Linked DNA regions of Homo sapiens: regions 1 and 3 are each linked to region 2. A link is a loop called in an ENCODE intact Hi-C map of the cell type or tissue named here. Cell type or tissue: Calu3. All regions are shown on one strand. Each heading gives the region's core, and the rest is flanking DNA. Links, peaks and the distances in the headings are about the cores only.

Region 1 (10,580 bases), core at 2,092-7,091, 52 kb before region 2:
TCAAGAATAAATATGCATAAGTTTAAGAAATAAGCAGACATATTTTCTTGGCTTCCCACTTCATATCCGCCCTGAGAAGAGAAAATTGAGGACACATGTTGCTGAGGCCCCACAGTGGATGTAGCTGACCATAATGTTGCCAGGTCCACTGCAGAAATCAATGTTGCTGACCACAGTGGAAGCCAAGTACCCAGGGCAGGGGGGCTGACAATCAAGTGACTCAGAGTCAAAGCTCTGTCCCCAAGAGCCCTCCAAGCAAGAGAGGAGGCAACAAGTGTTTGTTCTGTTGCGAGCAGGTATAGAGTGCTGGAGGGTGCTAATATTAACACAGATCATTTGGAACTAGAAAATGCAAGGCAAAGGTCCTGATCCTCCATCCTACAGTGAGGCATACTTTCCCTTAATGTCAAATCAGAATTTTCTATCTCCTATCTTGCTACTTTAGGAATCGCAGTCTTTTATCATGTTCCCCACCCCAAGTATTTCTGAGAATCCCTGAGGCCTGTTGGGCTGCCCCACAGGTCCACTCTGTTTGTCAGCTCAGTCAGTCATCTGAGATTGGACCAGCTTTTTGTAGACTCTTCTTACTATCTCATGATCAAACTTCTCAAGACTCATCATCCCCAAAATGGACAGTTATATCTCTTAATTACCCAAGCACAAGAAAGCCACTCTGTAGTATGTAATGTTCCTTTATTGAAGGCATTGGGCTCTAACAGAAAGGAATTGAAACAGACAAGAAGGAAAGTAAATGCTGGATCTGAATATGGCTATTCCCAATATCCACAATGGTCACCCACACCATTCCTTCTGCTTTTGATCATGTTATAGGGGTCAGTTACTTCCCCTCATAAGACAGCTGTCAGGTACATCTTCATTTCCTGGAGCCCGGACCCCCAAATCCTCTGAGTGGTTATACATAGCCCCAAAGGAAAAATAAACAATCTCAGTGATGTTATCCTAAACACAGTAAAGATGACCTTTTATACGAAGAGCACAGCAACATTGCATCCCATTATCCAGAACATCCCATTGCTGAACAGAAAGGCAGGCTCAGCTCTAATTTTCTGTTACAACAACAGTAACAAAAGCAATAATTATAATAGGAGCTATGGTTTATTGAATTTCTACTCTATGCCAATAACAGCACTAATGACTTATATGTTATTTCTAATATTTACATCAATATCAAGGTTAGGTATTAGTCCCATTTTATTCTAAGAAAGCTAAGGGCCGGGCGCGGTGGCTCACGCCTGTAATCCCAGCACTTTGGGAGGCCAAGGCAAGCGGATCACGAGGTCAGGAGTTTGAGACCAGCCTGGCTAACATGGTGAAACCCCGTCTCTACTAAAAATACAAAAAAATAGCCGGGCAGGGTAGCGGGCGCCTGTAGTCCCAGCTACTCGGGAGGCTGAGGCAGGAAAATGGCGTGAACCTGGGAGGCGGAGCTTGCAGTGAGCCGAGATCACGCCACTGCACTCCAGTCTGGGCAACAGAGCAAGACTCCATCTCAAAAAAAAAAAAAGAAAAAGAAAAAAAAATAAGGAGAAATAAAGTAAACTGTCCAAGATCAAACTTTTGGAAAAATTAGAAATAAGATTAAAATCAAGATATTTCAAGACGCTGAACCAGTATGATGGCTGACTCCTTCCTCTGAAGTACTGAAGAGGGAAAATACCTAGAAATTTGTCAAGAGAGCTGGAGTTATACTGTTTAGGACTGGTGTATGAGTGAGGCTTTGACTTTGAATAGAAGGAATAACGGCATACATTGGGAGAGTACAATAAGATAGGAACTCTTGGTGTTTTCCTCTTGCTCTTCTCTGTTGCTGCCTCGGACAAACAATTTCTGTCCTCATCCTTATGGCTCTCAGCTCTGGTCCAGGTGTGCAAGGTAATACAAACAAAGGAGTGCAGAAGATATGTATTTGTGAGGCATTAAGAAAAACAGGTAGAGACTAACCTTGAGCAGAGAATCCCCATTCATCCCCTTCCAAACTCTTTAAGACTGATTAGCTTTTACAATCTCAGGATGCTACTTCCTCTGGGCAAAGAATGAGGCCTTGACCTAAGGGCCAGAAGTAACTAATTGGTTTTTCTGTACCTGGCCTTCTCCCATGGCCATATTTAGGCATAGTGGAAGACTCTCTGGCATTTTTTAAATAGCATCAATTTCTATCTTATAGCCCCTGGGAATTCTCTAACCCACCAGAAATTGGCCACTTCTTGGAGGAGGATGAGAAATGAGCCACATCGTTTTATTAATAGATGTGAAAACCAAAAGGAAAGCAGGTTTCATTAGCCGTGGGGGGAGAAAAGAAGCATATACTTCAAGAATAAATACATGTGAGTTTAAGATATCAGCAGACATTCCCCCCTCCCTCCCACCACCCACCCCGTCCCCCACCTACCATGCCCAAGGGCTTAGCTCCCTAACCTGAGCTAATTAGGGCTGCTGCAGCTTAAGATCTACCCTTCTCGACAAAGTAGCCAATATCTCCTGGGGAAAATGATCTCACAAAGCAAAATAAAAATACATTTGAAAAGCACAACTATTTTAAATAAAAACAACTTACGGGTTACATATGGTGCCAAAGAAGAAACATTAGAACCGAAAGAGATGATAAAAGTTACAATTAATAATAGATATAAAAAAACCTAGTTAAAATAAAGAAAAAATCAAACAAATAGCATGAATTAGCTAAGGAATAGATTCAAAATGTGAAAAACCGGATTGAGAAAAATCTCTCAAAAGGAAGGATAAAAAGGCAAGAAAATATAAAACATAAAAGAAAATCTAAGAAGTGGAGGGAGAGCAAAATACAACTAGAATTAGTAATATGAGAATAATAGAAATCCCAGAAAGAGAAAGCAATAATAAGAAAAGAAAACATTTGAAGAAGTAATGGAGATAAATTTTCCCAAATAAAAGAAAAGAAGGAAGAAGAGGACACTTTACAGTAAAAGAGTCAGATAATTCCAAAGAGGAGAATAAAGAAAAACCCACATTAGACATCTTATTAAAAAATGTAAGAATATCAAAGGCAAGGAGAAAGTTACAAAAGCTCCTAGAGAATAAAAAGCAGATCCTGCAATACTGATCGAGAATCGGATTAATTTCAGATGTTTCAACACCAACACTAGTAACAACCAACAGCAAAAAAAGAATTTCTAAAAATAGAGTAGTATTTTTAAGTATTGGGGGAAAAATGTACTTAGAGCAAGAAGTTCATATTCAGCCAAACTGTCATTTAAGTATGACAGGATGCTAAACATATTCTCAGGCATACAAATCCTCAGAGTGACACAAAAATATTCATACTGAAATAAATTTTGTATTAAGTATTTTAATTAGAATACAGAACATTCCAGGAGATGGCACAGATTTATATAAAGTAACGACCATCTAATACCTTGGTAGATTTTGATGTTACCTTAAAAAGTAGCTATAGAGTGATATCAGCAAGATGGTGGAATACGAAGCCCAAGACCTCACTCCCCAACAAAAACCTTGACTCAACAACAATACATGCTCCAAAATGCCTTTATAAGAATGCCGGAAACCAGTTAGGAAGATGCAATATCCCAGGCAAACTGAAAGCCAATAACATCTCCCCTGAAACAGGTAAGAAAAGCTATTTCATGTCAACTGCATCAGACCTTCCCCAAAGCTAGCACAGATCATGATCAAAAGGAAAACTCCAATATATAGCTTCTCTTTGGGAAATAAAAGAGAGGAGTGGAATGCACATTCAACATTTCAGCTTTTGAAGGGAATGCCTGGACTGGTTTTTGTCTTGCCTAGCACAGAGCATTGATGGGGAAACCTACATACTTTGGATTCCTGGTAGCCTCTGAGAACAAAAGAGAGCTCAACAACTTAGAAGCAGCACCAGAGAACTTGCAATACTGCAGACAGAGCCAACATAGCTCATCAAGATAGGGAGAAAGTACCAAGATCATGGCTTTTCCCATAGGAGGAAAAAAGGAGAGAAATGTGTGTCCAACCTTCTGGCTTTTGTTGGGGGCTTCCTAAGAAACTGATTTCTGTTTCACCTGGCTCAAAGCACTGATGGAAAACTGGCATATTTCAAAGTCCTGGGGGCCATTGAGAAGAGAGAGAGCTCAGTGGCTTGTGGAAGTGCCAGAAAATTGCAGTGCCATAAACATCCACCAGAGTGAGTAAGAGACTACAGCTCCTGAAAAACCAGCAAACCTATCTAATTGAGAAATAAACCCAGAGAAAATGCATCCCCAAGAAAGGTTTGAAAGACCTCTGGAACCTCCAACCAGGCTGACTGATGAATGTCTTCTTCTATGTGAAGCCAGTCCTTAAAGACTGGGAGAGGTGGTTATTTTTTTTCAAATGCAAAATCACAACAAAAATTACAAAGCACACAAACAAGGAAACATAACCCAATCAAAGAAACAAAAAAACTCCAGAGACTGACTCTCAAGAAATGGAAATCTATGAATTAGCCAACAAAGAATTCAAATAATCTTCTTAAAGAAGTTTGATGCATTACAAGAGAACACAAGTAACTAAACAAAGTCCGAAAAACAGTGCATGAACAAAATGAGAATATCAAAATAAGATAGAAACTATAAAAAAGAACAAAACATATTGGAGCTGCAGAATACAATAACTACATTGAAAATTTTACTACAGGGTATCAATAGCAGACTTGATCAAACAGAAAAAAGAATTAGGAAACTAAAAAACAGTTCATTTAAAATTATAAAGTCCAAGGAACAAAAAAAAAATAATGAAGAAAATAAAAGAAAGCCTAAGGGACTTATTGGACACTATCAAGCTGACCAATATATGAATTATAGAAGTCAAAAAGTGAGAAAAGAGAGAATGGAGCAGAGAGTTTACCTGAAGAAATAATCACCCAAAACTTCCCAAATCTGAGGAAGAAAGTGGATGTCCGAATTCAAGAAGTTCAAAGGACTCTAACTAGGATGGACCCAAAGAGGCCCATGGGAGACACGTCATAATAACACCTTCAAAAGTCAAAGACAAAGACAATCTGGAAAACAACAAGAGGAAAGCAACTTGTCATTAAAAAGTGAGCTCTCATAAGGTTATCAGCAGATAACTCAGCAGAGACATTTTATAACAGAATGGAGTGGCATGATATAGTCAAAGCACTAAAAGAAAACAAAATTACCAAAGAATTCTACATCTGGGGAAACTGTCCTTCAAAATGAAAGAATAAGACCTTCCCAAATCAATAAATGTTCAGGGAGGTCACCACTACACCTGCCATATAAGAATTGCTAAACAGAGACCTTCAAGTTGAAATAAAAGAATGCTAACACCAGCAGCACAAAAGTATATGAACATTTAAAGCTCTCCATAAAGGTAAATATATAAATAAATACAGAAACAAATTGTAATGCTGGTGTATAAATCACTTTTAATTCAGGTATAGAATTAAAAGAAAGCATATAAATAACTAGCTATAAAACTATATTAATGAATATAAAATATTAAAATATGTAATTTATGACATCAATAGCATTAATGGGTGGTAGAGAATGAAAAGGAGTAGAGTTTTAAATTCTATTGAAGTTATAATCAGTTTAAAATATATTTTATAACCAGAAGACGTTTTATGTTATCTCTATGATAACCACAAGAAAACATCTATGGAATATACACAAAAGAAAATGAGAAAGAAATCAAAGCATGTCACTACAAAAAAATCAATGAATCACAAAGGAAGGCAGCAAGAAATAAAAATGGAGAGAAAACTCCAAGACATACCAAAAACAATAAAATGGCAATAGGAAGTCCTTCTTTATCAGTAATTGCTTTAAGTGTAAATGGATTAAACTGTCAAATTATAAGACATAGAATGACTGAATAGTTTCTTGTTTAAAAAAAAAAGATCCAACTATATACCCTCTACAAGAAACTCACTTTAGGTATAAAGACATACATTGGCTTAAAGAGAAAGGATAGAAAAGGTATTCCATGCAAATGGTAATCAAAAGAAAGCAGAAGTGGCCATATTTATATAAAAAATAGACTTTAGTCAAAAACTGTCTAACAAGAGACAAAGAATGACATTATATAATGATAAAGAGTACATTCACTAGGAAGATACAGCTCACAGTAGAGTACCCAAATATACGAAGCAAACACTGACAGAATTGAAGGGATAAATGGACAATAACACAATAATAGTAGGATAATTCAATATTCCACTTTTAATAAATGATAGATCAACCAGACAGAAGATCGACAAGGAAATAGAGGACTTGTACAAAATTATAGACCAAATGAACTTAACAGAAATATACAGAATATTCCATCCAACAGCAGCAGAATACACATTCTTCTCAAGAACACATGGAACATTCTCCAAGTAGATCACATTTTGAGCCATAAAACTAGTCTTAACAAATTTAAGAAAATTGAAATCACACCAAGTATCTTTACTGACTACAATGGAATAAAACTAAAATTTAATAGCAAAAGGAAAACAGGAAAATTCATAAATATATGAAAATTAACACACTCTTGAATAATCAAAGAACAAATCAAAGGGAAATTTTAAAATATCTAGAGACAAGTGACAATGAAAACACATTACACCAAAACTTATGGGATGCAGCAAATGTACTCCTAAGAGGAAAGTTTATAATGTTAAACACCTATATTAAAAAAGCAGAAAGATCTCAAATCAACAACCTAACTTTTTAACTCAAGGAATGAAAAAAAGAAGAAAAAAATAAAACCAAAGAAGGGAAAAAAATAGCAAACATTAGAGCATAAATAAATGAAATAGAAAAACATTAGAAAAATCAGTGAAAATAAGAATTAGTTCTTTGAAAAGATCAACAATATTGGAAAATCTTTAGGAAAACTAAGAAAAAAGAGAAAAGATTAAAATAACAAAAAGGAGAAGACATTACAACTAATGCTATAGAAATAAGAAAGATCATAAGACTACTATGAGCAATTATACAGCAACAAATAACCTAGAATAAATGTATAAATTTCTAGAAGGATGTAATCTACTAAGACTAAATAATAAAGGATTAAAAATCAGAACATACTTATAACAAGTAAGGAAATAAATCAGTAACCAAATCCTCCCAACAAAGAAAAGTCCAGGATCATAAGGTTTCATTGGAGAATTCTGCCATACATTTTAAAAATTAGCACCAATTCTTCTCTTAAAAACAAAAAGATGAGGGAACACTTCTATGAGGCATGCTATGAGGCTAGTGTTAGTTACACTGACACCAAAATGAGACATAAATACTACAAGACAAGAAAACTACAGACCAATACCCCTGATTAATGTTCATGTAAAACCCTCGATAAAATACTAACAAAGAAAATTCAACAGCATATTTAAAAATTATAACTTATAATCAAGTGGCATTTATTGCTGGAATGCAAGGATGGTTCAACATATGAGAATCAATCTAATAACCACATTAATAGAATGAAAAACAAAAACCACATAATTATATCAAATTGATGCAGAAAAAGTTTATGGCAAAATGCAGTACCCTTTTATGATGAAAAAAAAAAGCAATTAACAAATTAGGACCAGAAGAAAAACTGAAAACTCCCCCTTTACAAAAAGGAACAAGTCAAGAATGTCCACTCTCAACACTTCTAGTCAAACTAGTACTGGAAGTCCTAGCCAAAAACAATTTTTTTAAAAAATCAGGCAAGAAAAGAAATGAATAGAATAGAAATAGATAATGAAAATGTAAAATTATCTGTATTCTCATAATCACAGATGACATGATACTATATGTAGAAAACCCTATAGATTTCACAAAAGACTGTCAGAACTATTAAATAATAAACAAATTCAGAAAAGTTTCAGGACACAAAAATCAGTTGTGTTTCTATACACTAATAATGAGCAATCCAAAAAAAAATTAAGCAAACAACCCCATTAACAATAGCATCAACAAAAATGAAACACGTAGGAATAAACCTAAACAAGTAGGCAAAAGACTTGTACACTGAAAACTACAAAACATTGCTAAAAGAAATTCTAAAGACACAAATAAATGGAAAGACATCCACTGTACATGGATTGAAAGACTTAGTATTTTTAAATGTCCATATTACTCAAAGCAATCTACATATTTAATGCAATCTCTATCAAAATTGCAATGGTATTTTTGTAGAAATAGAAAACAAAAATTCTAAAACTCCTGTGGAATCTCAAAGGACTCTGAATAGAAGAAATAATCTTGAGAATAAAAACAAAGCTGAAGGCCTCATACTTCCTAACTTCAAAACACAAACCTACAGTAATCAAAACGGCATGGTACTGGCATAAGGGCAGACACATAGACCAACAGAACAGATAAGAGAACTCAGAAATAACCTTCACATATATGGTCAAATGATGTTCAGCAAAGGTGCCAAGGCTACACGATAGAGAAAAGATAATTTCTTCAACAAATGATGTTGGGAAAACTGTATAACCATGTGTATGTCCTTGCCTTACACCATATATAAATACTAACACAAAATGTATTGAAGACCTAAACATAAGACCTGAACCTATACAACTTCTAGAAGAAAACAGAGAAAAACCTTCATGACTTTGAATTTGGCAGTGGTTTCTTGGATATGACACCAAAAGTAGAGACAACAAAAGCAAAAATAGTCAAATAAGACTACATCAAACTTAAAAACTTCTGTGCAGCCATGGAAATAATCAGCAAAATGAAAAGGCAACCTATGAAATAAAAGAATATATTTATAGCCATATATCTGAGGCAGATTGAGTATATCTTATTTGAAATGTTGAGACCAGAAATGTTTTGAATTTCAGATTTTTTGAGATTTGGGAATATTTGCATTTACATAATGACATATCTTGGGGATGGAAACCAAGTCTATATATGAAATTCATTTACATTTCATACGCACCTTATACACATAGCTGGCAGGTAATTTTATACAATATTGTTAATCATGCATGAATCAAAGTTTTGACTGGTTTTTGACAGTCACCAGTCACATGAGGTCAGGTGTGAACTTTTCCATGTGTGACACCATGTCAATACTCAAAAAGTTTCAGATTTTGGAGCATTTCAGATTTTGAGTTTTTGGATTAGGGATGCTCAACCTGCAATAGGTTAATATCTAAACATATTTTAAAACCCCTGCAACCCAGCAACAACAAGAAATTCGATTAAAAAATAAGCACAGGGCTTGAAAGAAGATAAACAAATGAACAACAAGCATATGAAAAGATGTTCAACGTCACCAATCATTGGAGAAATGAAAATAGAAAGCACAATACTATATCACCTCATATTCGTTAGGATGGTCATTTGTTCTGTGGTGAACATGTCTATGCAAACCTACCTCCAAAAGACTGAGGAAGCTGAGAGGCTGAAGAAAGAGGCTGACATATCCAGTTTCTCAGAAAGAAACATTTAATAGGGATTTACAATGCCATGTCTGTGTCTCAGGCAGCGAGACAAGATGGCGGATCCTGGCACCATCTCTTTTACGATCCAGGGCTTATGTACCATAAAAAATGGTATTCATGGTTCAGAAGAGATGTGTAGGGCAACTGAAGTATGATAACATCAAGGTTGTTTAACCTAAGAGCAGGCTTTACAACAAGTACATGCTCTTACACAAGGAACAATAGATAAAATGAAAATTTATGAGGCCTTCCCAGAACTGGAGTTAATCAGAAGTCAACATGGCAGATTAGCATCCAAGATGCAGTTGCTTTTGCCCCCATGTCATTAACCACAAATAAGCAAACCAAACAAACAAACAGAAAAGAGAAAATAACAAGTTTTGGAGAAGATATCAAGAAACTGGAATCCTTGTGCATTATTGGTAGGAATTTAAATGGTCACTGGGCATGGTGGCTCACGCCTGTAATCCCAACACTTGGGAGGCTGACGCAGGTGGATCATTTGAGCACAGGAATTCAAAACTAGCCCATGCAACATGGCAAAACCCCATCTCTACTAAAAATATTAAAAAATTAGCTGGGCCTGGTGGCATATGCCTTAATCCCATCTACTCAAGTGGCTGGGGTGAGAGGATCACCTGAGCCTGGGAAATCGAGGCTGCAGTTAAGCCATGATCATGCCTCTGCACTCCAGCCTGGGCAGCAGGAGTAAGACCCTGTCTCTAAATACATAAATAAAATGGTGAAGCCACTTTGAAAAACAGTATGGAGAGTCCTCAAAAATTAAAAATAGAATTGCCATATGATCCAGCAACCCCACTCCTCAGTACAGATCCAAAAAAAAAAATACTGAAAACATGATCTTGAGAGAATATTTTGCATACCCATGTTCATTATAGCATAATCACAATAGCCAAGAGTTGGAAGCCACCTACAATATACATCAACAGATAAATGGATGAAGAAAATGTGGTATATACAAACAATGAAATATTATTTGCCTTAAAGTAGAATGAAATCCTGTCACATGCAAAAACAAAAGTGAACCTTGAGGACATTATGCTAAGTGAAATAAGCCAGTCACAAAAAGACAAATACACCAAAATTCCACTTATATGAGGTATCTAAAATATTCGAACTCTTAGAAACA
Region 2 (10,580 bases), core at 2,874-7,873:
CCTATAAAGAAGAAGATATATCTCAAGTCATGCAGACTCAACTTTCACTAAGAATGAGTTTACTACGGAAAATAATTTTGAACCACATGAGTTAAGCCACATAAAAGAAAGTCAGAAGATGCAATAAATAGTAGGAATTCGCAATAGAAAATGGCAAATAAAACAGTATAAAAATGTTAAATAAATGTTTTTATATTTAAAGAGAGAAGGAGCATAAACACAATGCATTATTAAAATATTTTAAATAATCGTTTTAATTTTTTTAAGAATTAAAAACATTTTTTAACCAAATAGAAATCTTGATAATGAACACATAGTCACTGAAATAAGTACATACAAACCTTCATATTTAATGGTTGGGCCAAAAGCAGATTATTCATAGCTGAGGAAATAATTAATGAATTAGAAAACGGAGCTGATGAAGATGTTGGAATGCATCATATGTGGCAACAGAATGGAAAATACAAAAGTTAAGGCCTGGCCTGGTGGCTCATGCCTATAATCCTATCACTTTGGGAGGCCAAGGCAGGAGGATTGCTTGAGTTTAGGAGGTTGAGACCAACCTGAGCAACGTAACAAGATCCCATCTCTACAACACAATTTTAAAACTTAGCTGGGCATGATGACAAGTACCTATAGTCCCAGCTACTCAGGAGGCTGAGTGGGGAGGATCTGTTGAGCCTGGGATACTGAGGTTGCAGTGAGTTGTGATCATGCCACTACACTCCAACCTGGATGATGGAGCAAGACCTTGTCTAAAAAAAAGAAAGAAAGAAAGAAAAAAAAGAAAAGAAAACAGAAAAAAAGAGTTAAGAGAACTGAAGTGGAGAGAGAGACGGGCCCACATGGGTCTAAAAAAAAATTGTAGGAGAACACAGAAAGTGAGGGGAAAAGCAATATTGAAATAGAAATCGAATAATAACTTTTTCAGAACTTAAGAATGACTTAAATTCTCACATCAAAAGATCATTCCTAGCAATGAAAAGAACAACAAAATTCTCCTACATATACTGTAGGGAAGTAACAAAATAGGAAATGCAAAGAGAAAATATCCATATCACCTAGAGAAAAGAGATTACTCACAAAAGAATGACCATTACATCGAAAAGTCTCTCCATTCATTATAATAGATGCCAGAAAACAATGGAACGATTTCTGCAAAGAGCTAAGGAAAAATATTTGTCCATCTATATTCCCACACTCAACTAAATTCTCATGAAAAAAAATGAGGGCAAAGTAAATATATCTTCAGGCAAAAAAAAAAAAAAAACTGAGTTTCTAAGTCCTCACTTAAACTGCTTCTAAAGAATATAGTTCAGCTAAAAGAACCCAAAACCCAGATGTAAAGAGGTGGATTAAAGAAGCAAGGAAAAGAAAAGAAATTGGCAAACTTGTGAGTAAAGTTAATGTATTGATATTTAAAAAATAATATTGACCAGTGTTGGTGGAGGTGATTAAAAACAGTTCAAACTAAGGAACCAAAACTTGGAAATAGAGATGGAATGAAGCTAAGAATCTTTTATCGTTTAAAAAGAGATTAAAGATATTGATTTATTTTAGACTTTGGACTGTATATATGTTAAAGTGTAAAGGCAACTACTAAAAGAATAGAAATAGAATGTAGAACTTCTACAGAGAAGCAAAATAGGAAATAAGTAAAATGCAATTAATCATATAGATGGCAGAAATGGAGGAAGAAAAAAAGGGGAGGGGAGAAGGCAAAAAATAGAAAACACAAAGTAAAATGATTTTTTAAAGCAGCATAAATATACCCCAATAAATGTAAATAAACGTAACTTTCCTCTGAAAAGACAAACTATTAGATTGTTCTGCTTTCTATCCCAATAGATTTTGTTTACAAAGGACAGGCCTGAAAGTAAGGACACAGAAAGATTTAAAATGAACGGATTAAAACATTTTATATCACATAAATGTTAGTCCAAAGGTTTTCTTCACGGCATTAACAGGCTAGTTCTAAAATTCACATAGAAGAATAAGGGAACAAGAAGAAACATGAATATTGGGAAGAAGATAAACAAGGAGTAGGATTTGCCTGACTAAGCATCAAGACTTCTTTTAAATCACAATAACTAGAACACTGTCATATTGGCATGGCAATAGACAAATGAACCAATATCCAAACTACACACATATGGAGATTTAGCAGTGTTACAAATCAGTGGGAAAAGGAAAGACTAGTCAGTCAATGGTGTGGGACACTTGGCTATCCATTTGGAAGTTAATAAAAGTGGATACATCCTTGTGTCAAGCCATATACAAAAAAAAGTGAATTCCATATGAATTTAAAACATTAATCTGAAAAGCAAACTTTTTAAACATTTAGAAAAGATTCTAAATTAGGGGAAATATCTTTGTGACATTGGGAGAGGAAGACATAAAAAACCAAAACCCATAAAGAAAAACTTTTTGAATAGAATATGCCTAAAAATATTAAACAAAAGGTTTGATATATTTGACTACATGACAAAAAGAAAATGTTAGAATGACAAAATAAAACATAAAGTTAACACTTCACAAATTTGCATATCATCCTTGCACAGACAGGGGCCATGCTAATCTTCTCTGTATCGTTCCAATTTTAGTGTATGTGCTGCAAAAGTGAGCACAAAACATAAAGTTAACACATGAGTGAGAGACCAGAAAAGATGTTTGCAATGTGTATGACAAATAATAGGTTAGTATCCAAAATATGTAAATAACCATGACGTTTGTTTGAGTGCAGAGTCTCAATTCACAGGGAAGGAATATGAAGCTGTCTACCTAATACCCAATAAGGGAGCAGTTGGTAAGGCGTATAAGAAGCATGCAAAACTGATGATGGAGTATCTCGCCAATTGTGATGAATGTTACATTACAGAAATTGAGATGCAATTGAATGAGAAAGGGGAATTTACAATTGAACCCGAAGGGAAAACATTTCGGCTAACAAAAGATGTGGCCAAACGTGATGAGATTCCAGAGAACACTCTGTGTGGAAGAAGTTGTTCTGAATGTAACTGAACCCTCCTTCAGCCTGTGCAGGATTATGTATATGGTATTTGAACATATATTCCATGTAAGAGAAGGAGATGAACAGAGAACATTCCTCAGTTTCCCTGCTATAGTCACTCTATTCAAATGTTACGCCCTCTCACTGAGCCAAAACCATTCATGCCATTTATCAAGGAATTATCGGAAGCCCTGACCAGGCACAGGTTGTCTCACAAAGTAGATGATTCCTCTGGGTCAATTGGGAGACACTATGCCAGGACTGATGAGATTGGTGTGTCTTTCAGTGTCACCATTGACTTTAACACAATGAACAAGACCCCCCACAATGCAACTCTGAGAGACTGAGATGCAATGTGACAGATAACAGCAGAGGTCTCTGAGCTGCCTAGCATAGTCCGAGATCTGACCAGTGGCAGCATCATATGGGCCAATGTGGTGGCCAGGTATCCTCTCTTTGCAGAGCAATGATACAGGAGGTAGAAAGAAATTATTTAGGCAGATTTAGTTAGAAAGAAATTATTTAGGCAGATAGTGAGGGCAAACGAGTCCTTAGCAGAGCTTCCCTTCAAACAAAAAGCAGCCCAAAAAATCATTTCTTTCCCAACAAAGAGCAGCCTGAAAAATCAAGCTGCAAATATAGATAAGCAAGCTGGAAGCTTGCACAGGGGAATGCCAGCAGCTGTACCAATAAGAAAGGGCTACCTGGGGGCTAGGCGTGTGCACCATGGAAGCTCCATCTTCCCTTTTTTGTTAGCACATGTACAGTAAGAAAAAAATGGGCAACATGGCACAGCTCAGGCAGGGAACCCACTTGCATAATAGAAGATTGGCATGGGGGCGGCCAGAGATTTGTGCCATAGGCAAATGGCACACCTGGTCCTAACCAGATTTTTGCACCCTATGTAAATCAGACACCACCTCCCCACTAGCTCATCTATAAAAACCCCTGCATTTTGCTGTGGACCAGCAACCTATTTTTTCAGGACTACTCTGTGTAGCAGAGAGCTATTCTTTTTCTTTTCCCAATTAAATTTCCGCTCTTAACCTCACTCATTGTGTGTCCGCATCCTTGATCTCCATGGCTGTGAGACAACAAACCTCAAGTATTTTCCCAGACAATGAGGCCACTTCAACAAGAGACTGGTAAAAAAAAGAGACAATCAAGGAATAAGGACAATTTTTGGCGACGTGCATTAATTGAATAAATAACACATCATATCCACTTTATAAAAGAGAACAGCATTGTGATTACTCCCAGTAACTGTATTCTATCTTCAGTGGCTGTCTGATTTTATCCCCACAATCAAAATTGAAGGAATTCTGAAAAGAAAAAAATCTTAACCTTGGGGGTTAAGATTTCAACATAGGAATTTGGAGGGGGACAAAAATGTTCTATCTGTAGCAGGGTCTAAAAGCACAATTGCCCACTTAATCTCTAATTCATAGAGTAATATTAATATTTAATATACAGTTTACTTGTTAAATGCAGTTCCAAGCACTTTACATGTTTGGATGGTGGCACTCTTGTGTACTGGATTATTTCCTTCGGCTCATACAAACACCTCCTAGTATCTCTCATTAAAAACAAAACCACACCCCTTTTGAACTCTCATAACCCTCCAGATGCTTCTCCATTTCTCTGTACTTTTTCATTGTTTAGGGTTGTCTACAAACATTATGTCCACTTATTCATTTTCCACTTACTCTTACTCACTACAAGCTGAGTTTCACCTCCACTACTACACAGCAATTACTCTTGTCTGTGTCACCTGTAATCTCCATGTTACCAAATCCTATGAGCACATTTCTGCCCTCGTTTCAGTTGATTCCATAGTAGCATTCCACATAGTCAATCACTCCTACCATTTTGGAACTCCCTCCTATATTGGCTTTTGTGACACTCTTCAGTCTTGGTTTTCATTATATACCATTGCCTACTCCTTGCCTGTCTCCTTTACTCCTCTTCTACCCAATCTTTAAATGTTGGCACTTCTCAAACCCCAGTGGCAGCACTCCTTCTTTTTCTATACTCGTTCTCCTGATATAACCCAGTCGTTCTCAACAGGGTGTGATTTTGCCCCCTAGAGGACATTTGCCAATGACTAGAGACATGTTTTACTGTGACAACTGGGAGTATGTCACTGGCATCTAAAGGACAGAGGCTGGAAATACTACTAAACATTGATGGTGAGTATACAATCCTAAAATGCACAGCACAGCCTCCCACAACTAAGAATTATCTGTTCCAAAGTGCTGCTGGTACATTGAGAAACCCTGCCCATGCAGGCTTTGCCTTTTTACTGTCTGTGGCAGACAGTATGTCTTGTCTTCTGGTATCCATTCTCCCCTTCTTTTTAGTAATGGAATTGACATTTCATCAGGTAGCATATGGCCATCCAGTTTATAGACTCTATGTTACAGCCTCTCTTGCAGCTAAATAACATGTGTTACCCCTGGGTCGTTTCCTTAAAAAGAAGGTGCACCTTTTTCCCTATTTCTGAATGATAGGATGTGGTCTTGGTGCTAATGAACCAATTTCCACCATACAGAGAAAAATAATATTCAAGGGATGACAAATAAAAGTGCCGTGAATCCCTGAATGACCTTGTGGAGTGGAGCTGTCTAACTAGATCACCCACCTATCTCTGAACTATGACATGAATGATAAAGAAACTTGTGCCTTGTTTGATCCACTATATTTGGGTGCCTCATTTTAAAAATCTTAATTGATCTCCCACTGACATACCATCTATATAATACCTGATGGAGCTATAATTTGTAATCACTACCTTGAGTTCCTCTCTAAACTTCAGATTTATAAATTAACTACCTACTTGATATGTATTCTTGCATATCTCCCAGAATCTCAAACTTAACGTTTTCAAAATGAAGCTATTGATTTCACCACCAAACCACCCCTCTTTGGCCTTTCCTCCACTCAATAAATGGCTAGAAATTGTAAGTCATCCTTCATCACCGTCTTTCAACCCCAAATATATGCCTTCATTTTTGCTTCCGAAATAAGCATGATATATGCTCATTTTCTTATAGCTATTTCTACCATCTTGGTTCACGCCACTACCATCTCTCTCCTGGACCATTGTGATAGCCTCTGCACTGGGCTTCCTGTATTTTGCTTTGCTCCTCCGATTCATTTTCCACAGAGAAGCTGGAGGAAATCTTTCTAAAATAACAATCAGATAATCACATGCTTTTCACAAGACTTTTCAAAGTCTACCTAATGCGCTTAAAATAGAACTCATAATTCTTACCCAGAGTCTACAAAGATCAGCATAATCTAATCCTTGTATAGCTTCATCTTGGGCCACTCTTGCCTTTTACACCTGATGCCCAAGCCACACTGGTCTCCTTTCAGTTCATCACACAAAGCTCTTTCCTGCCTCAGGACCTTCACTCATACTGTTCCTTCTGTCTTAAGTGCATTGATCCCTCCTTTCTGCATGGTTGACCCACCTCCTTCTGCAATTTCCTATCTTCACAGATGCCTCCAGGGCCAAGCCAAATAAGCTTCTTCCCTCTCCCCTTGTTATTCTCTGTTAATGTGCCCTGTTTATTTCCTTTATGAAACTTATCACCATTTCTTATTATATACATATACGTATGTGTGTGTTTTGTCTGCCTCTCCCACAAATACATGGATTCTGGTTGTTTTATTCACCAATATGTATTTGGTATTAACATTGCCAGGCACACAGTAGGTACTCAAGATTGTGTGTGTATGACTGTGTGTGGTCAGTTGTTCATTTGTATTTATTGAATGAAATAATGTTTCAGCAAAGCATGGTTTACCCTGGATTTCACCCCATAAATTCTATCCAGTTGAAAGCAGGGTACAATGAACATTAAGGGCAACCTGAAAGGGGAAAGGAGTTGCACTCAGATGACATGAAACTTAATGAGAGATGATTACACACAGCAGTGGGTTGTGTGGGAGGGAAGAACATGATGCTGACTTGGTAACATAGATCTCTGCTCAAATCATCATTCACTTCCAGTAAGAGGAAAATGTAAAACAGGTCCAACTCTTAGAGGCTAATTGTTTAAGATAGAAGTTAGGAAGAAAAAGAAAGAAGGAAGGACAGGAATGGGAAAAGAAGAAAAGAGAAGAGAAAGCACAGAATGTTCTTAATGGTTTTATTCTCATTCAAGAGCAATGTATAACCAGGGAAGAGGGAAATCTGATGAAATACTTGGAAAACTTCATTGCTGGAACTAAAGTGATCTGTACTGGTCTTTGAGAAAGGTCTTATTGAATAGTTGGCTGCCAGTCTCAGCAGTCCCTGATGATAAACACTGTCTGTGTATAAATTATTCATGTCTTCTTTTTTTTTTTTTTTTTTTTTTTGGAGACAGGGTGGTGCCCTGTCTCTGCTGCCCAAGCTGGAGTGCAGTGGTGCGATCATGGCTCAGTGAAGCCTTGACCTCCCAGGCTCAGGCAACCATCCCACCTCAGGCTCCCAAATAGCTGGGACTATAGGTGCATGCCACCTCTCCTGGTTAATTTTTTAAATTATTTGTAGAGACAGGATCTTACTATGCTTCTTAGGCTGGTCTCAAATACCTGGGCTCAAGCAATCCTCCTGCCTTAGTCTCCCAAAGTGCTGGAATTACAGGCGTGAGCCGCCACATCTGGCCTCATGTCTTTTTTTCAGCAAGAACTGGTCATAGCACTTTCTTCTCCTTTTTCTGACACTGCCTCTAGAAGATCCATCCTACTCACAGTCTCACCACCCACACACACCCACCCATTGTGCAGGACTTCTCCAACCTGTGGCTGGTTTCACAACTTGCCAACACTGATCTGAGATGCCAGTGTTGGCTGTGTTTTTCTGGTTTTCTTCTGAAGGGCAACAGCACCTTGAGAATGAGTACCATCAGAAACTAGCATTATTCCCAGGTCTGTTATGTACAAGGTGTTTTACTAAAGTAAGCCAGTCAATCCCTTAGAAAATCCAATAAGAAATGTATTGCTCTCCCCACTTTACACATGTGGAAAGTAAGACTCAGAGAAGTTATGTGCTTTTTGTCAGTCACACAGCTAGTGAGAATCTGTGTCTGCTCTGTTTGATCCCCAGCACATGATCTCTTCTCTGCATATGGTACCTCTCAGCTACAAGGCAGAAGTTTTTAGACAAATAAAACTACCTCACTACAGCCAGAGCGATCTTTTTAAAAATGTAGACCTAATCATATCCCTCTCCAGCTAAAAATACTTCCTAAAATAGTTCCTTACTAACTAGAGCTTACGCCGCTCCCTCTCCTGGAAATACTAACCCTTCAGCATTAAATCCACACCCAAACCCACATGCACACCTGTGTGCACTCACACACACACACACTCACATCATTCAGTTTCATTTAAATAACTACAGTCATGTGTCGCTTAACGACAGGGATACATTCTGAGAAATGCATCATTAGGGGATTTCACTGTTGTGCAAACAGCATAGATTGAACTTACACAAACCTAGATGGCATAGCCTCCTACACACCTAGACCATATCGTATAGTCTATTGCTCCTACGCTACAAACCTGTACCAAATACTGTAGGCAAATGTAACACAATAGTATTTGTGTATCTAAACATAGGAAAGGTACAGTAAAAATACGATATCATAATCTTACAGGACCACTATATACGCTGTTGATCGTTGGCCAAAAGGTCATTACTCAGCTTATGACTAAATTTCCTTTCAACCTTTACTATACCCTAAACCAGTGGTTCACCAACCACAGAGTCAGCACAAATTATCTGGGAATATTGCTCAAATTTTTAATTTTCAGGTCCCACCCTCAGAAATTCAGTATCCATAAATCTGAGGAAGGGGTCAAAAATCTGTATGTTAAACAACCACTTGAAATGAAAGAAAATAAAGTCCTTATTCTCACGGAGCTTACGATTTCCCTGGAGTAAAACCAAAAAATAAACTGATGGACATATGGTATATCAGGTGGCAAAGAATAATAAATAATGTAAAAAAGTACTGATAGGGAGCTATCGTATTATTTATTTATAATTTTTTTTTTTTTTGAGACGGAGCCTCACTCTGTCGCCCAAGCTGGAGTGCAGTGGTGCGATCTCGGCTAACTACAACCTCCACCTCCCGTGTTCTAGCAATTCTCCTGCCTCAGCCTCCTGAGTAGCTGGGACTCTAAGTACATGCCACCATGCCTGGCTAATTTTTTGTATTTTTAGTAGAGATGGGGTTTCACCATGTTGGTCAGGCTGGTCTCGAACTCCTGACCTCGTGATGCGCCCACCTCAGCCTCCCAAAGTACTGGGATTACAGGCATGAGCCACTGCACCCGGCCCGTATTATTTATTTAAATTTTTCTTTTTAAAGGAAAGGGTTTTATCTATCTTCTTCACCGTTTCATCCCAAGTATCAGGGATCTAGCACTCATCAAACATCTGTTGAGGTAGGAATGGGACTACTTTACACATGCTAGAAATAAGGATCCTCATAATAGCTTTTGTAAAGTTAGGAATGATGACATGATGCCTAATGCTGCCACCTAAAGCAGCCTATGTAAGCATTCCGAAGTAGAAGTCAGTGGTTCAGAGCCAAGGAACTTAAATTGTGTTTTGTTTCGTTTTGTTTTGTTTTGTTTTTGAGACAGCGTCTCGCTCTGTTGCCCAGGCTGGAGTGTAGTGGCACAATCTCAGCTCACTGAAACCTCTGCCTCCCAGGTTAAAACAATTCTCCTGCCTCAGCCTCCCGAGTAGCTGGGCTTACAAGCACACATCACCATGCCTGGCTAATTTTTGTATTTTTAGTAGAGATGGGGTTTTGCCATGTTGGCCAGTCTGGTCTCAAACTCCTGGCCTCAAAGTCATCTACCCGTCTCAGCCTCCCAAAGTGCTGGGATTACAGGTATGAGCCCGGGCCACCACGCATGGCCTGGAACTTAAATTTTATCACAAAAATAGAACAACAGGAGTTTTACATATAACCAAGATGGAGTAACAGGTGATTGGATTTACTCTTTCACTAAACAACCAAAAAAAACAAACATGTAACAGTGGTTTTCAAGCAGTAGACATCAGGCACTATAGGGCAGAGATACTTGAAACTCAGAGAAACAAACAAGGTAATCACTGTTGCCCTAGTTTACTGCCCGAACAGATACTTCTGTCCAGGCAACACTGCAGGGGTGTAGCACCCACGCAGAGCCCAGCTGTCACCCTGAATTGAGGAGAGAGAGCTCGGCGTCTGAGAAGGCAAAGGTGGCTAGAATTTGCAAGACAGGTCCCTGGAGAGAAATTATGCACGCAGAGAAAAAGATTGAGCTCCAGAAATATTCAAAAGGTCCCCCTCAAATGTTCAGCTGCATATTGACAGGTGCATGCATGTGAGAAAACTGTATGAGACTATGGAAGGAACATCCAAAAAAGAGCACAAGTAACCACTGCTAGGGCTCACAAATCCAAGAATAGTCCATGTTCTCACCAGGCAGAGTAGAACACCTTGTAATTCATAGTCCATTAGGTGGAGCATTCAGAAAGGCATTGCCTCAGTAAAGGGAAAATTTAGTTCAGGATCAA
Region 3 (10,580 bases), core at 2,670-7,669, 170 kb before region 2:
AAGACAATCTTGGGCTTTATATGTTTCAAGGTTTTAAAAATTTCACAGTTTGTCTGTAAGAAAGCATAAACCTATAAAGTCACTTACAGGTTTATGGGGTGGGAAATAGATGTTTAACTTTATTGTTTAAGTATGATGTGTCAAGTTGTATATGTTTGAATGTTTAAAATACCTTGATCCTTAAAGTGGGCCAAGGAACAGAGGTCTCAACATAGGTAGGGAGCTTGTTACAGACTTACTGAATCAGAATCTAAATTTAACAATCTCCCCAAATGATATATATATCCATTAAAGATTAGGGTTCAAACCAAGGGTGTCTCTGTTACTGGGTGATCTTTGTTAAATTACTTAACCTCTCTGAGCCTGTTTCCTCATTTATGAACTAGTGAGAATTAACATTAATATGTGACATTTCTTAATATTGTGCCATGTCCACAGTAGGTGCTCTATAAATGGTAGCAATTATCATGATGATGATAATCTTGGTGCTGCTAAAGTTACCTCCTTGCAAAAGCAGTAAACAATCATGTTTAAATCAATATAACTGGCTTTCCCCCTTAACCACAAACATTTGTGCCTCCCACCCTCATTCCTAAATGAATTAACACTCAACAAGTGGGGTTTTAAGCTTCAGATGACTATCACGCACATATAAAGAATAATGGAAAACCTAGGAACATGGATTTTTGCTGGCTTAGAGACTGAATTCAGCTGCCTGATGACTTCACAGCTGTTTCTGCCACCCTAGAGTATCTGTCCCCTCGGCTCTGTCCCCTCAGCCGGGTCTGCAACGCTGACTCTGGGATTTTCTTATAAAAATGCCTGATGGACGGGAGGAAGATCTGGAGGTCGGCGGGGGAAAAAATGAGTCATTCAAATTCACAAAGCAGTCCGCTTAGTAAATGCTGCAAGAGAAAAAGTAAAAGCTGGCTCCTGTCTCTGGGGAATCTGTAGAAATGATTCGGACTCATCATGTCACTGAGCAAAGCTGGGGGAAGCCAAAACTCAGAATCTGCTGGCAAGGAAAAGAACGAAGGAAAAAAAAAAATGTTAGGGAGGGGCAAACCCGAGGGGGAGGGAATAAAAAGAGAGAGGGAGGGAAAGACAAGCGTCATTTAGGAACAGAGGTAGCCTGAAAGAAGCAGGAACTCCAGGATCCCAAACCAGAGCAGACCCTATAGTAAAGTATTTTTACATCTTTTCCTTTCCCCAGAAGAGATCCCTAACCTATTGTTTTATTGACAGCCTTGCTGTTAGAGGCTCTTTCCCAGAAGTTGGACGAAGAGGCTCAGGCGTTGCTGTTTCTTGTCTTCCAAGTCAAGTGGTTACTCTGGTAATGGATTGCCTCTCTCCGAGGTGAGTGTAAGTAATTTGGGGACAGATCTTGATTTTCAGGTTAGCTCAATCTCAGCTTTGGGGTGAAGTTATTTTTTTCAGACATAATCTCAAATATCTTTTAACTGGCCTCACCAGAAGTTAGGGTGTCATTGGACAACAGTGATTAATTAGTTTGGTGATTAAAAATGACATGTGAGTAGGCAGCTCTAAGATTTAGTTTCATTGCTCAGGGAGTGATATTTTGACTTTCCAGAGCAGGGAAGAACCAGTGAGGTTTGATTTGGAGTTGAATTTGTTTTCAGTGGATGCTTAATATATTTAAAGTATGAATCTCATTGAAATGGTCTCAAGTATCTTTCTTTAAACTTGTTCGGTAACTACAACTGCTCAACTGTGTAGCAGCTAGACAGCTTTTTGAGAATGGAAGACAGTGACTCAACCATGTCTGAGCAGCAGACAAGTTTTCACTGATTTCTCATAGACAGCATTTCAACCAGATACTTTTGATCAAAAGTCTCAAGCTTTGTCCTGAAATGTTCAGGTACGAAATACTTAGAAAGGGTCATTGCAGCAAGTTTTATACACAAAGGCATGGAGGAAAATGAAGGTTGTGAAAGTTTCCTGAAAACCTAGCATGCTTATTTGTTTCTGCATGTTGTAGTATACATAATATCGAAATTTTGTGTTGAGCTTAATAGAAAATTTGTGAATTGACAGCTAATTACTCAAATAATTGATTTTATTTTGCCAAGAGAAAGCACAAAATTATATCCTATGAAGGGGTTGAATTTTTTTTTCTTATTTTTTCTCTTTTATAGCAGATTGGAAGATATTGTTACACTTCAGACCACAAATCCCCACCTCATTTTCAATGAATTTTTTGCTGAACTGTCCACCTAAAGTGGGTAATAAAAAGATCCCAGGGAGCAGGTTGCACTGTGTTTAATAGTAACACAATAAAGATTTGTTGGCTGTCATTCAATGGAGAAGAACATCATTTGTTGCTGGCCACTTGCCTTGACATTGATTTTGTGGGCAGCCAATGGGTGATAGTTTGCAAAGAATGCATGTTATGCCCAGCAAGATTGGCGGAGTCTGAGTTGCTGTAAGTTCTGGGATTAATGGTACGAAATATTGTTTGTAATGTATTCTCCTCTTGAATGAGACCATCTTTGGATTAGGATTCAGGCATTTCTGTGTATTCAGAGGAAGGAGAAGCAATAGACAAAGCAGAAAAGCTTGTAAAACTTTTGTAGACCGCCAGGGTATATTAAACACTGTAAGTGCTTCCTGCTTTTTCTGTCTTCCCTTCATATGCATCTGCTTCATCTTATTTTTTGCCTAAATGCAAAGAGAATGCAACCAATTCAAAAAAAGAGTAAAGTTGCTTTTCACATGGATCTGTGCCTCCTAGAAAGGAGGTGCCTCCCCAGCTTTTCATTTCTGCTTACAGGGTGTACATTCTGATACATGTAGCTGACATCTCCTGTTATCTTCACAGCTTTCACCCTGGTGAGACTGTCCAGATCTAGTCTGTAAACCCAGCTTAGAAGCACTGTTGTAAAAATGACTGAAGAGCCCATCAAGGAGATCCTGGGAGCCCCAAAGGCTCACATGGCAGCGACGATGGAGAAGAGCCCCAAGAGTGAAGTTGTGATCACCACAGTCCCTCTGGTCAGTGAGATTCAGTTGATGGCTGCTACAGGGGGTACCGAGCTCTCCTGCTACCGCTGCATCATCCCCTTTGCTGTGGTTGTCTTCATCGCCGGCATCGTGGTCACCGCGGTGGCTTACAGCTTCAATTCCCATGGGTCTATTATCTCCATCTTTGGCCTGGTTGTTCTGTCATCTGGACTTTTTTTACTAGCCTCCAGTGCCTTGTGCTGGAAAGTGAGACAAAGGAGCAAGAAAGCCAAGAGACGGGAGAGTCAAACAGCTCTCGTGGCAAATCAGAGAAGCTTGTTTGCTTGAGACTGAATACGACCAAATGGGCCATTGGGCCTGGAAAACGTGCTCTGACTTTGTCACCCAATTCACCCAGAACCATGGTGGGAGAGAACAGACTTGGCGTTGGAGCAGACTGGAAGAATGGGGGTGGGAGGGTGGAGGGGCTTCTCCTTTGTGAGGAATGACTCATGTCTTCTTTAACGACAAACTTAACCCTAAGGGCTACTTCTGAGACTGAAAAATCAGCTTTCTATTTACATGAAACACTTTGGGGGTCATGGGAGTGCACAGCATTAGACAGTATTTGGTTCACCCTGTAAAGTAGCCAAGAAAAGATGAGAAAAATCAAGATAGGCCTGGCACACTAGACATTTGCCTCCAAAAGAAATAACCTACAGTCTTAAGATGTATCATAAAAATGTTCTGCCAAGGATCTAAATTACCTTGGGTTTCGCATATGTCTATGAAATTCTGTGATAATTTTTTTCAATACATTGATTCACTGGCGTCTGTTTTCATTTTATACTTTTAATAACTCATCACTGGTGGTACTTTATCTTGAAAAGTAATATTTTTTATATTTTAACATTGGACAGTGTTAGCCAGTTGTAATGATGTATCAGAAGTAAAGAAAAACCCATTAAAGTTATAGCTAATAGATGCTGTTGGGGGTTAAATTAATAGTAAAATAATCCAATATAGCACTTTTGATGATTTTTATATAAAAGTCAACTGTACATTTCATTCAGAATAATAAATACTTATTGCTGCTAAAACTTCTTAAATGGTTGTTTCTGCTATAGTTATTTCTATTGCAGTTCCAAATTGCCATCTTCCCTTGTCTCATTTGCAAGTTCTCAATTGTATTTCTCTCAAATGGACAGGTTCCTTCTTTACTGGAGGATTTTTGTTTTTATCATATTGGTTTTTCATTACTTCTGAATAGTCTTAATTACGTTTACTAAATTCTAAAGGATTTCTGTGCTATTATAATTAGGAAATCAACGTCTTTGGTCAGGAACTTTATAATGTGCTATTAAATGTATATTACATTTTTGTGGAATCAGTTGTTAATTATTTGCTTAACACGTATGCCAGCACCAACTATATGCCAGGCATAATGTAGATTCTCAGGTTTCTTACTCAGTTAGATCTAATACAATGCAAATAAAGTTACTGCTTGAATTCTTCAGTGGACATTGAGCTAGTCCACAGCTAGGACTCTACCCTGTAACTCCAGCCAGAAATACAGCTCATTCATGTAGTTTAAACCACCTTAAGCTAGAATCGAAAGATAGGCATGAAGGTTTCTTAAAACTTGGAAAACAAAATCAGCCTAGCATAGCACACTCATTGAAAGTCTTTCTGTCCAGAAATTTAATTAAACATGACAGGAGCCCTGGGGCCCTTACTACTCCCTCATGCTCAGGTAGTTTTGGTAAGTGGAAACACCCTAAAAATGACTTTGCAGGTCAGATGGTGTCACGTACAGATCAACATTCCTCCCAACCAAATGCAAGTTTAGGGGGCTGTGCTCATTTCAATGCAAGTGAGTCTGTGCCTTCACATGCCTCTTCTCCGTGCAAAGATACTCAAAGCCCACCCCCCACCCCGCCACCGCATTGCTGTATTAAGAAATTACTCAGACAAGGTTCAAGATTCTCCAGTCTGATCCAAAAGGACGTATCCAGTTTTCATACTCACTCTAATCCCCAAACCTCCTTATGAGTTAGCCAGAATAGACTATTCACCATTCTTGCACCCGACTTTGGTTTTCCTGCCTCCATGTCTGTCCAAACTTGTGTTTTCCCTCGCTTATAGTGCCATTGTTTCCTTGATTTTAATCTCCCCAAATCCTGCTTCTCATCAGCACTCAGCTCAAATGCTACCTCTTCCCGGAAGTCTTCCCTTTTATCTGAAAGTAAATGCCCTTTCGTGAGTTCATCTTTTATTCTCTGATGGCATCTTTTATTTTCTGTCGTGTTGGTGGCATAAGTTTTATCCTTATTCCAAAGCTCCTTAGAAGTGTGTGATAGATCCTCTTTTTAACCCTAGTGAAATGCCTAACATAATGGCTTACGGAGATTAAGTACTCAATAAGTACCTAATTAAGGTGCTAAATGAGCCAAAAAATAAAAAATCAGAAAGTGAATGGTTTATCCAGAATTATAGTCCATTCTAATCTCGTTAAAGAAAAAAGTTTAGTTCTCATTTTTCCCCCAAAGAGGCCATCTCACTCTCTATTACACCTCCACTGTAAGCAGCAGTTGGAGGCGAATATTTACTCTCTATTCTTCTCTAGCCTGACCTGGCCTTCAAAATGCTTGAAAAGCAAACTCATGAATTATTTCCGGCCACCAGGGGGCCCCATGCAGCTACTTGAGTCCCAGAAGAAACAGTTCTATGGAAAGACCTAAATTGTAATAACCAAAATGGGATCAAATCTCTCCTAAACGTGAGGAGTTGGTGGAGATTCTCCATTTATCCCACCCTTACACACTTCCCTAAGCCACTTCACAGTGGCTATCTTGGGGTTCTGTTAGTACGGGAAAGACTTGCTCCATTTAGGGAGCTTCTAGTCACATTAAAAGGTATATACTGTTACATAGCTGCACGGCGCAGAGATAGTTCTACACACTGTGAACCCCAACTCCCACGAGGAGAATAAACTCAAATTGGGATTACAAATTATCACAATTATCTCATAAAATGTTTTTATTGGGTAAGGTCTATCTTTACAAATGGTTGTATTATATACAAATATGCAGGTGCGACAGAAAATAAATGAATGCATATAAAATGCATGCATAAATGTATTAAAAAGATAATCTGACTCCTCCCTAGAATATCAGAAACCAGCTATATCACCTAGTGGAATTCCCCCTAAACACAGACATCCCAGAGTGCACAGAAACAACTTTTAACCTTGTTCTGTGCAGCTGGTCTCTGGCCCAGGTGAGAATCATAGCTGTATGGTGGCTCTGCTCCCCATCTTACTCTCTTGGTTAATCTAGGGAATCCTGCCTGGAGAAACTGCACAAGGAGATCACGTGATAGCACAGAAGTTTGAGGCCAAAGGATGAACCCCAGAGAGCCAGATCACAAAGCCTCAAACCTACTTTCCATCACCCGCTCCCCCCCACCATCCCTAAAGAGAAAGAGAGGAATACAGGTGAGAGAGATGTTAAATAGGCGATACATATTCTGGTCTCCAGGCAAGTATTACGGTTCTGAACTTGGAAGATCTTGATATTATAGTGCTCGATAGTGTAACAGCACTCAACTGTACCTGATATTCTTCACCACACTCTGAGGCTGGGAGTATAAGTGTTCACTCCACTTTACAATTGAGGAAACTATAGTTCAGAGAGGTTAAGGGACTGTTCAGCTAAGATCTCACAGCAGGCGAGGCCTAGCACCAGGAACAATAGGTTGACCACACATTGTAGTTGCCCCAGTGTCTTAAACCTCTGGGCTGCTATAACAAAAGTACCATAGACTGGGTGGCTTATAAACAACAGAAATGTTTCTCTCTCACAGTTCTGAAGGCTGCGAAGTCCAATATCAAGGTGCCAGTATATTCCATGTCTGCGGAAGGCCCACTCTCTGGTTCATAAGTGAAGCCTTCTTGCTGTGCCCTCAGATGGTAGAAGGGGCAAAGGAGTTCTCTGTGGCCTGTTTTACAAGGGTGGTAATCCCATTCACGAGAATTTCACCTTCATAACCGAATAAACTCCCAAAAGCCCCACCTCCAAATACCACATTGAAGATGAGATTTCAACATATAAATTGGGGGGTGGAAGGGAACAGACATTCAGTCTATAGCACCCAGTTGTTTTGTTTGTTTGTTTCTTTTTTGAGACGGAGTCTCACTCTATCGCCCAGGCTGGAGTGCAAAGGTGCGATCTCGGCTCACTGCAACCTCTGCCTCCCCGGTTCAAGTGATTCTTCTGCCTCAGCCTCCTGAGTAGCTGGGACTACAGGTGCCCGCCACCACGCCTGGCTAATTTTTGGTGTGTGTTTTTAGTAGAGACAGGGTTTCACCATATTGGTCAGGCTGGTCCCCAACTCTTTACCTCGTGATCCGCCCGCCTTGGCATGCCAAAGTGCTGGGATTACCGGTGTGAGCCACCACGCCCAGCCTATAGCACCCAGTTTTATGCTTAGCCATAACCAAAATCATTTCCAGAATGTCTCTTTAGCAAAAGGAGACAATACAGGTATTACAACATCTACTTTTGAAAAACTCTTGTTAAAGTATAATTTACACAGAGAAAGTTGTACAGCTCAATGAATTTTTATAAACTTGTGGAATTAACATCCAGACAAAGATACTGAATATTGCCAGCACCCAAAAGCTCCCTTTGTATCTACTTTCCATCAGTATCTCTCCAGGCGAAACCACTATGTGGCCTCTAACACCCAGAGTTGTGTTGCCTGTTTTTTAACTTTGCATCAGTGGAATCGTATCAAGTATACTATTTGTTCCTGGCTTCTTCTTGCAACATTATGTTTATGAGCTACAATCTATATGGTTGTACGTAGTTATAAATGGTTCATTCTTATTGCTGTGTAGAATTCCATTGTACAAATACAGTATCATTTATTTAGTCTTTCTACTGTTGATAGACATTTGGATAGTTTCTAGTTTTTAATGACTGAAGATAGTATTTTTGGTAGCCAGCCTCTAACGGTATCACATGATCCCGGACTCCTGGTATTCACAGATTCTGTGGCCTCCTCCCACATTGTCCCAGAGTTGGTTTGTGTAAACAATAGAATATGGCAGAAGGGGTAGTAGTTGACTTCCAAGATTAGGTTATAAAGACATCTTGTTTTTTCTCTCTTTTGATTGCTCCCACTCTCCCTCACTCCCTCTTTCTCTGAGGGAAGCCATCTACCATGTCCTGAGGTCACTCAGGCAGCCATGCAGGGGCCCATGTGGTGAGAAACTGAGGTCTCCAGCCAACAACTAGAGAAGAACTAAGAACTGCCAGCCACTACCTGAGTGAGCATAGAAGTGGATCTTTTCCCAGGGGAGGCTTCCAAGGACTGTGTTCCCGGATGACAGCTTGACAGACCTCATGAGAAACCCATCCAGCCAGGGCTGCACGGTGACTTTATGGGACCTATGCACTTTTGTCTTTGTGGGCCCCTTCCTCCATTACAACAAAAAGGAAGTATCTCACTCACTGGAAGGAGGAAATTGTACTAACAAGCATCGTGGTCCCTAGGCCTGGTGCCTGCCGTACCTAATGGGTACCTTGGCCCTGAACCCAGCTAAGTTATTCCCAGATTCCTCACCCACAGAAACTGTGAGATAATAAATGTCTGTTGTTTTAAGTTGCTAAGTTTGGGGGTAATATGTTTTGCAGCAGTAGGTAGCTAATATTGTGCTATGATGAAATTTGTTCTACATGATTTTTGATGTACGTATGTGCATGTTTCTGCTGAGGGTAGACCTAGGTGTGGAATTCCTGGATTAAAGGACAGTATGTGTTCAGCCTTATTGCCAGAAAGTTTTCCAAAGTGATTGAGTCAGTGTACTCTCCTGCCAGCACTCTTCAGAGTCTGGATGCACTACATCTTCAGCCATTTTTTAGTATTTTTCATCTTTTTTCATTTTAGCCATTTTTATGGGTGTAACATCTGCTTTTAAAGTTTTAAGAAAGGAGACGTAGCACAAGAATGTGGGCTTGATACAGCATAGCAAGTTAGAGATAGGAGAAGGATTTGGAATGGGAAAGTAGGATTTAGATTTGGACTTTGGAGGAGCAAAGCAGCGAAAGAGAAATTCTCGGGAAGTGCTCTGGAGATCAGGAAACCAAACTAGAGACTGGAAGTTTAAGTCATCGCAGTCCCAGCTTCAGCATTTATCAAGCATCCATTATGCTCCAAAGGTCATATTCTGAGCTCCACATGGAATATCTCATTTGATCCTCACAGCAGCCTAGTGAAATAGATACCATTATTGCCTTCATTTCACGGATAAGGAAACTGAGACATAGATGAAGCCATTAAATGAGATCACATAGTGAGCACACTTAGGGCCTGAGTTCAAAATCCAGAACCCACTCACTTAGCCACACTGCCTATCCTGCCTGGTACACAGTAAACTGTCAGTACCTGGTTCTTGAAGGAATGTCTCAAGTAGAAGCTGAGCAACACAGTCTCAGGTGTCTAAGCTAAAGAGTGGGGCCAGGTGGAGTGGCTCACGCCTGTAATCCCAGCACTTTGGGAGACTTTGGGAGACCGAGGCAGGTGGATTATGAGGTCAGGAGTTCGAGACCAGCCTGGCAAACATGGTGAAACACAGTCTGTACTAAAAATACAAGAAAATTAGCCGGGTGTGGTGGCGGGTGCCTGTAGTCCCAGCTACTCAGGAGGCTGAGGCAGGAGAATCGCTTGAAATCAGAAGGCAGAGGTTGCAGTGAGCCGAGATCGCACTGCTGCACTCCAGCCTGGATGAAAGAACAAAAAACTCTGTCTCAAAAAAAAAAAAAAAAAAAAAAAAGAGTAAGGTCAGCAACAGTTTTGAGAAACCCGGACTAAAATTAGAGATTATTATGGAATGATTTGCCATCTGAAGCCAGGATTTTTTCTGACAACCTCCATATATTTGCAGCATTTAACAAATATCAAAACACTCTCTCCTGAGTCTTGTGAGGCTCAGGACCCTAGCCACATCTTCTGCCACCAAACATATGGCTGATGCTTTCATTCTCATCCTCCTTGAGTTTCCCTTGTGGAAAATTCAAGATTCAGATTATAAGCCAGCCTCAGCCTGCCACTAGATGCACAGTGCGAAGGAAGTGCATATTTGGAAACCGTAACACATGTCAGGGGAAATCAAAGAAGGCTTCCTGCAGGTGGTGACTTGATAAGCCCAGGACAGACAAAGGAGTTAACCAGGTGATGGGAATTGAGGAGGAGCAATCAGGAGCACTCACAGATGGAACACCATAAGTGAACATCAAAAGGTGATGGTGAGAGCTAGCCTTCAGCCTCTCCACCTTACTGGGTGAAAATTAAAGAATTTGTTAAGGATATCTATCAACCGCAAAATTCTGTCCAAGCAAAGGGGTTAAATAACTCCAATATCCATAGAGCTCAAACCTATAATCAGATAATGAAATGTTCAGGTTTTTTTTTTTTTTTTTTTTTTTTTTTTGAGACAGAGTCTTACTCTGTCACCCAGGCTGGAGTGCAATGGTGCTATCTCAGCTCACTGCAATCTCTGCCTCCCAGGTTCAAGTGATTCTCCTGCCTCAGCCTCCCAAGTAGCTGGGATTATA

The links. Peaks named below come from ENCODE experiments on the same cell type or tissue, not always from the same donor. Only the 100,000 strongest peaks of a DNase experiment are listed, where the experiment ranks them.
Region 1: a loop joins it to region 2, with 11 times the contacts of the local background. A loop is called at or near these places in 18 of 110 quality-filtered maps.
Region 3: a loop joins it to region 2, with 7 times the contacts of the local background. A loop is called at or near these places in 10 of 110 quality-filtered maps.

The regions. Positions count from the first base shown.
Region 1 is chr17:55,595,555-55,606,134 of GRCh38, reverse strand. No RefSeq gene overlaps it. Among named protein-coding and RNA genes, the nearest start is that of SMIM36, 89 kb to the right of the region's middle. RefSeq lists a silencer at 3,713-4,007. In Calu3, for the core only: a CTCF peak has its summit at 4,168; a DNase peak (open chromatin) is centred at 4,144.
Region 2 is chr17:55,543,857-55,554,436 of GRCh38, reverse strand. It overlaps the pseudogene GARS1P1 and the pseudogene RNU6-1249P. Among named protein-coding and RNA genes, the nearest start is that of SMIM36, 38 kb to the right of the region's middle. In Calu3, for the core only: no CTCF peak of the experiment used is centred there; a DNase peak (open chromatin) is centred at 5,096.
Region 3 is chr17:55,713,395-55,723,974 of GRCh38, reverse strand. TMEM100 (transmembrane protein 100) reads left to right here and starts at 1,111. Exons shown (of 2, transcript NM_018286.3): 1 at 1,111-1,356; 2 at 2,840-4,348. The coding sequence starts at 2,905. The coding sequence ends at 3,309. In Calu3, for the core only: a CTCF peak has its summit at 5,652 (motif pointing right); a DNase peak (open chromatin) is centred at 5,644.